2 separate regions of the Homo sapiens genome follow, and region 1 is linked to region 2. The links are chromatin contacts, found by Hi-C or POLR2A ChIA-PET in ENCODE. All regions are on one chromosome and are shown on one strand. The core of a region is the stretch at or near the end of the contact, and the rest is flanking DNA. Distances in the headings are between cores, read along the strand shown. Region 1 overlaps WIPI2 (WD repeat domain, phosphoinositide interacting 2). Region 2 overlaps AP5Z1 (adaptor related protein complex 5 subunit zeta 1).

Region 1 (3,156 bases), core at 1-2,500, 440 kb before region 2:
TTTGAAGGAAAAGTTCAATCAGCCCACTTGCACCTCTGCCTAATGCAGATGTTGTGTGTGCCGCACACCAGCGGCTGGGAGGAAGCCGGTGTAGGTGAGTCGGACTCCAGCGTCCCCTGCATTTAGTTTGCCGTAAAGCCAACCCAGGAACACTGGGGCATTTCACCGCAGCCGCTCAGCTGAGGGGACAACTCCCCTCCAGCTCTTCGCCCAGCGTGACCATGACAACCATCTGGAAACAGGCGTCCCAGCCTTCCTCGGTTCAAAAACCCCAGCCTGCAAAGGCAGGGTAAATAGTTTTTGCCTTTTCCCTTCTATCCGTAACTTCCACCACTCCATAGATTCTAAAACCATCTCTCCTGCCATTAATGCCACTTAAATGCCCTCGACACTTTGGCTGCTGGGTGCCTTGGTTTGGAATGCAGAGTCTGAGGTACTTGAGGTTGTTTTAATTCTGTAAATATGAAAAGGGAAGGGAAGCGAGGCAAATACTGAAGCTTGCAACCACAATCTCTCATCGGTTTGCTGAGGAAATTTTCTAAGATGAAAATAGAAAGGCACATGACGCCCTGTGAAGGACGTGGCCCAGCCGCCTACTCTCTGTTGCTGTCTCCCGCTACGACCTCTCACACAGGTAGGAAGCCCCTGCGGACAGCGGGGCCAGCGAAAGGACAGCTCAGACGGCCACCACACTTGAGTTCTGTGCTTTCCTGGGCATGGGAGGAGCTACAAACTTTACTTAAAAAAAAAAAAAAATCACACAGTTTTTCAACAGGAAGAGTGAAGTAGAAGAACAGATCATTTAATTATACAAACAAAATCGCTTTCCTTTGCTCCAGCGAGTCCAGGCAACCTTTCAAGTTCATTTGCTGCCTGAAAGAAAGGTTTTTAGTATCAGAAAGAACCTCGCTGTCCTCCAATATCCACAGGGAAAACAAGATCAGAAACAAAAGTCCACCATGGAAGAAATCCCAGAGCGATCCAATTTGGAAAGAATTTAATTAACAAAATAAAACGGAGGGAAAATGGTCCAGGTGGGGCCCTAGGGAGATCGGACTTCTGTCCCAGCTGAAGTCTGCCCAGCACACCTGGTGGGCAGCCCCTGGGCCTGTCACTGCAGAACTGGCCTTGACAAGCAGACCCACTGTGCGCGACGCCACGGTTTCCTTACGCACTCGGCATTATGTACAGATATGAAAAAACCCAACGGCAGGTGGCTGGAAAGTGGCTTCTAGCTCCCCTATGCTGGCTTGGCACGTTCATGCATGCAAAGCGAGGAGGTTTTGCGGGCTTCACCAAACAGTTAATTTTGGCAAAAAGAGAAAACAAACAAACAAAAAGCTAAAATTCATAAGCAGGATTTAAAAGCCACTGAAGTGAAAATGATGTATTTCCTCAGCGTTATGGAGTTAGACTACCACTACAATCTTTTTTTTTTTTTAATAAAGTCTCTGCCATCCTCTCCCCCGACTCAGGTCAAAGTTCATAGCAGCAATGCACAAAGTCCTCTGTGAAGCCAGTGTTCTCTGCTCCCCGGGTCAGAGGTCACAGGTCAAGTTCAGTCAGTCCGAAGAATCATGGGCGGGTGCTCGCTGTCCTCATCCAGGCGCAGGGCGCTGGCCTCGTCCTCCAGGCAGGCGCCACCCACAGCACCCAGGTCGTCTGTGTAGGCTGCAAAGAGACGACGAAGTCACCCTTCAAAGGCTGGGGACACACCACAGACCCCATGACACACACTGAGGACTGTGTTTTGGAAACACTGGTGTATATTTATAAACTGAAGCCTGTACTAAGACGTTCTGAATTCTGATTGCTTTCTAATGAACTCTTTGCAGCCTTAGGCAGCTCGAGATGAAGTCATTTGTTCTCTGACATTCATAAATGTCAAAATGATGCCTGCACAGTAAACAGAGGCTCCCTCATGGACGGGCCACAAACTCTCTCAAGCTGGTTAAGAGCTCAAAAATAACACCAGGAAAAAAAATGACACTAGGAGACTCTCAGGGTGGGCTCATGAACTGGAAGTGCCGGTTCACAGATGGGAGTGGCAGCGAGCAGGCACAGCCCTGCGTGGGTGCAAAACCACAGGCTCTCCCACTGGAGTGCGAGTTGGCTTTTTTAAGAAGGTGGCTCACATAGCCAAGGCTGTGGCTGGAGGATCTCATGCATGGGTCTTAGTGCTGCCGCCGGAGGGGAGCCCATTGGCCTCATTCCCCTACAGCTTCTGCACTTCACAGGCCCAGCATGAAGGCAGTACTCGATGCAGATTTGCTGAAGGACGAAAAAGGTGGGAGGGAAAAGACTGAGGCAAAACCCTTGGCAGTACTTTTCAGGGTGGTATCTTGGCTGAGAGGTGGCCAGTCTGGGCCCAAGTCACGTGACCCCAGAGTCACCTGAGCCAGGATGACATTTTCTTTAAAAACGGAGAAAATGAGCCTGGTACGGTGGCTCATGCCTATAATCCCAGCACTGTGGGAGGCTGAGGCGGGAGAATCACTTGAGCCCAGGAGGAGTTTGAGACCACCCTGGGCAACATAGGGAAACCCCATCTCTCCTTTAAAAAAAAAAAAAAAAAAGGAAACGAAACTGAATTCAGCCTTGAGAGAGGCCTTGGGAACACCCATTTACCAACCTCGCTTATGTTCTCAGAACCAGTCCCCATCTTTCCCAGTGAGGAGCTGGTGGGGTGGCTCCGGAGCCAGCAGAAGGCAGTAGCACTCGGGGCTGTGGGGCTAATTACCTTCCAGGTTTGCGTCACGCCCCTTACCAAGTCTCGTTGGGGATGAAGGCACGTAAGTACCTTTTCCTGCAGCTGCGCCGTATGTCTGAGTGACTAAGGGGCAGTCGTGAGAGGCAGAGTCCAAGATCTCATTGGTCGTTTCCAGACTGCCGTCCAGCCTGGAGGGAAGAAAGCGACACAGCTCAGCGTCTCCACACAGGGCAGCCCTGCGGGCAGTACACACTGGCTGCCCTGCGGCAACAGAGCCAGCACACCACTCACCACACAGGACGCCAGGCATTCATCACGCCGTGGCAACTTTAATCTCGTCTATCTGCACACGTTTTTACATGAAGAGTTTTACATGGAAAGTCTAAAGAGGGAGTTATACCTAACAAGACAATATTTCACTTTTACAATGGAAGAACTAACTAATA
Region 2 (3,468 bases), core at 938-3,437:
GTGACTAAGAATGCCTGTCCTCCTGGGAATGCAGCCCCGCAGGTCTCAGCCTCGTTTTTACCCAGCCCCTATTTAAGACGCGGTTGCTGTGGCTCCCACGCCTCTGACCTGAGTCATGCAGTATGTGGCCTTGGGTCTGGATTCTTTTGTGTCCGGAATTGGTGGGTTCTTGGTCTCACTGACCTCAAGAATGAAGTCGCGGACCCTCGCGGTGAGTGTTACAGTTCTTAAAGGCTGCGTGTCCGCAGTTTGTTCTTTATGATGTTCGGATGTGTTCGGAGTTTCTTCCTTTTGGTGGGTTCGTGGTCTCGCTGGCTCAGGAGTGAAGCTGCAGACCTTCGCGGTGAGTGTTACAGCTCTTAAGGCGGCGCGTCTGGAGTTGTTCGTTCCTCCCAGTGGGTTCGTGGTCTTGCTGGCTTTAGGAGTGAAGCTGCAGATCTTTGCGATGAGTGTTATAGCTCATAAAGGCAGTGTGGACCCAAAGAGTGAGCAGCAGCAAGATTTATTGCAAAGAGCGAACAAACAAAGCATCCCGGTGTGGAAGGGGACCCGAGTGGGTTGTCACTGCTGGCTCGGGCAGCCTGCTTTTATTCTCATCTGGCCCCACCCACATCCTGCTGACTGGTAGAGCCGAGTGGTCTGTTTTGACAGGGTGCTGATTGGTGCGTTTACAATCCCTGAGCTAGACACAAAGGTTCTCCATGTCCCCACCAGATTAACTAGATACAGAGTGTTGACAAAAAGGTTTTCCAAGTCCCCACCAGAGTAGCTAGATACAGAGTGTCTATTGGTGCATTCACAAACCCTGAGCTAGACACAAGGTGCTGATTGGTGTGTTTACAAACCTTGAGCTAGATACAGAGTGCCAATTGGTTTATTTACAATCCCTTAGCTAGACATAAAGGTTCTCCAAGTCCCCACCAGACTCAGGAGCCCAGCTGGCTTTCACCCAGTGGATCCTGCACAGGGGCTGCAGGTAGAGCTGCCTGCCAGTCCCGTGCCCTGCTCCAAAGGCACTCCTCAGCCCTTGGGTGGTCGATGGGACTGGGTGCCCTGAGCAGGTGGCAACACTCGTTGGGGAGGCTCGGACTGCGCAGGAACCCACGGAGGGGAGGGGGGAGGCTCAGGCATGGCGGGCTGCAGGTCCCCAGCCCTGCCCCGCAGGAAGGCAGCTAAGGCCCAGTGAGAAATCGAGCACAGCAGCTGCTGGTCCAGGTGCTAAGCCCCTCACTGCCCAGGCTGGCGGGGCTAGCCGGCGGCTCCGAGTGCGGGGCCCACAGAGCCCACGCCCACCCGGAACTCGCGCTGGCCCGCAAGCACCGCGTGCAGCCCTGGTTCCCACCGCGCCTCTCCCTCCACACCTCCCCGCAAGCTGAGGGAGCCGGCTCCGGCCTTGGCCAGCCCTGAAAGGGGCTCCCACAGTGCAGTGGCGGGCTGAAGGGCTCCTCAAGTGCTGCCAAAGTGGGAGCCCAGGCAGAGGAGGCGCCAAGAGCGAGCGAGGGCTGTGAGGACTGCCAGCAGGCTGTCACTTCTCACTTTCACTTAGCATATAATGTTTCTAAGGTTTATCATCTTTTCTGTAAATCTGAAAAACTATTCTAAAATTTCAGTTTATTTAAAAAAAAAGTTGAGAGCTGGTGAGCTTTGCCCTTTTCCCAGCTGCCTCCTGGAGGCCACCTGAAGGTTGCTCCTCCCTGGGCTGGGGTCATGCCCTCCGAGGCCCTGTGGCCATGAGCTCCTCCTTGTCCCTTGGATGAGCGGGACGGCCCTTCAAGTCACACTCCCAGTCCTAAGCCGGGCGCTGCTGCACAGGCTGCGGACTTAGCACCAGCTGGCCTGGGCGGTGGCCCCACGAGTGCCTGGGAGCTGGGAGCCAGGACACCCCCGACGCCTTCAGGTCAGGGAAGCCCCGCCCCAGGGCAGGAGGGGAGCTGCGGACTCAGTGGGAGACTCATTCCGAGCCTAGGGGCAGCCCCACGCTCTCTGAGCTTCGGGATGAGCCCAGCAGCGCCCCCACACCCACTGCTGCAGGCGGGGTCGTGCACCGCACTGGGAAGTGATCCCGAGACCCGCGCACTGGCACGCACGCCTTGGTATGCACAGTTGTACACGTGCGCTGCTGTTTCCACGTGGAAACACAAACACAGTGCTGCCGACGGAAGCGCCTGCCAGCGCCAGCCTTTCCTGCGGCCCCGGCTCAGCGGCCCTGGGCTGTCATCGCAGGCCGCGGGGGACACCAGCCGTCCTGGAGCTCGGAACGCGACCCAAGGCCCAGGCTGTGGGGCAGGCGAGCGCTTCCTGGGCTGGAACCTGGCGGTGAGGACCCCGCGGTTCGGCTCGGGCATCTGGGGAGCTCCTGAGCCCGCACGGTGTCCCCTGCTCCGTTCCTTGCGCGTCACTCGCCCCCTCCATAGTCCTGAGGCTGGGCAAGGGGCAGGACCCTGCAGTCGCCTTCAGCCTGTGGTTTCTTAGTCGCAGAGCTATGGGGGATTGGGGGCGGGGCCGAGGCCGGAGGGGAGGTGGGCGGGGCCAGAGCAAAAGAGGAGACCGGGGGCGGAGCCAGAGTGGGGAGGGGGAAGAGTTTGAGCCTGGGGGCGGGGCGTGAGGCTCTCGGGGCGGCGGCGCCCCCTGGCGGCTGAGCCCGTCCCAGGCACCGGGCGGAACGTGCGACACAGCTGTGCCTTGGTAGTCCGGAGGGTGGGACCACAGGGCCCAGGAAGGTGGCGGGGCTGGGGCCGCACGCCCAGACACCTCCCCTTCGCGCGAATCCAGTGTTCTGAGCTCCACTCAGGTGGCTCCCTGGGGCCTTCCCTCCGAATGGCCAGAGGCCGCAGCCTGCATAGGCCATGGCGCTTGCAACCCTCCCCCGGTCCCCTTCATCTTCAGGCTATTCAAGGGCATCAAAAGGGGCATTGACAAGCGCACCACCCAGAGCGGTGACCACACCCGGGAACTCGCGCCGCTGCCTTCCGGGCTGTGCACAAATGACCTGGTTTCTGTAGCAGCAGTGGCACGCCGGGCTGAGCCTCCAGGACTGGCAGCAGCTGCCAGGGGTTCCCATCCCTGGTCCTCTCCCCAGGGTGCAGGGCAGGTAACGGAACTGATCGCGCACTCTTCATACAGACGCTTATTAAAGGAGATTTACTTTTACTGCAGCTCTTCTTGCCCATCAACTGTCCAAAAACAAAAGACTAGGAAACAGACCCAGCAGCCTCCACCCGACCCAGCCACAGGGCCTCAAGCCTCCAATCAGAGCCGCTCCATGGCACCCCTCAGCTCAGCTCAGTGTTGCCTGGGAGCAAAAGGCTCGGAGACAAAGCCCAGAGGGTGAGCAGGGGGGCCAGCCCCGCGTGTCTGTGAGGGTGCCAAGCCCACCGTGGGCCTTGCCTCCTCTCCCAGGACTCCCGCGCCCTCCTGAGCTCCTATCAGCCTGGCCTCAGTAGCAAGCTGGCTGCCCAGGCTCTTAAT

The links. A loop is a pair of places that touch in the nucleus more often than their neighbours do. ChIA-PET counts read pairs that join two places held with the same protein, here RNA polymerase II (POLR2A). Pooled maps may share reads with other maps.
Region 1: a pooled map shows a loop between it and region 2 (2.9-fold over the local background). The contact joins two enhancer-like sites. A Hi-C loop is called at or near these places in 1 of 50 pooled maps. POLR2A ChIA-PET finds 5 or more read pairs at or near these places in 6 of 52 experiments (Caco-2, GM10248, PC-9 and 3 more).

Annotation. Positions count from the first base shown.
Region 1 is chr7:5,229,350-5,232,505 of GRCh38, reverse strand. WIPI2 (WD repeat domain, phosphoinositide interacting 2) reads right to left here. Exons shown (of 13, transcript NM_015610.4): 12 at 2,768-2,898; 13 at 1-1,671. The coding sequence ends at 1,559. Among named protein-coding and RNA genes, the nearest start is that of WIPI2, 41 kb to the right of the region's middle. RefSeq lists an enhancer at 400-549. Within about 2 kb of position 1,250, at least 10 of the 41 ENCODE cell types and tissues checked have a DNase peak (open chromatin) inside an H3K27ac peak, as active enhancers do.
Region 2 is chr7:4,791,415-4,794,882 of GRCh38, reverse strand. AP5Z1 (adaptor related protein complex 5 subunit zeta 1) reads right to left here. Exons shown (of 17, transcript NM_014855.3): 17 at 486-3,468. Among named protein-coding and RNA genes, the nearest start is that of MIR4656, 4.5 kb to the right of the region's middle. RefSeq lists enhancers at 1,281-1,955, 2,060-2,139 and a silencer at 2,530-2,649. Within about 2 kb of position 2,187, at least 10 of the 41 ENCODE cell types and tissues checked have a DNase peak (open chromatin) inside an H3K27ac peak, as active enhancers do.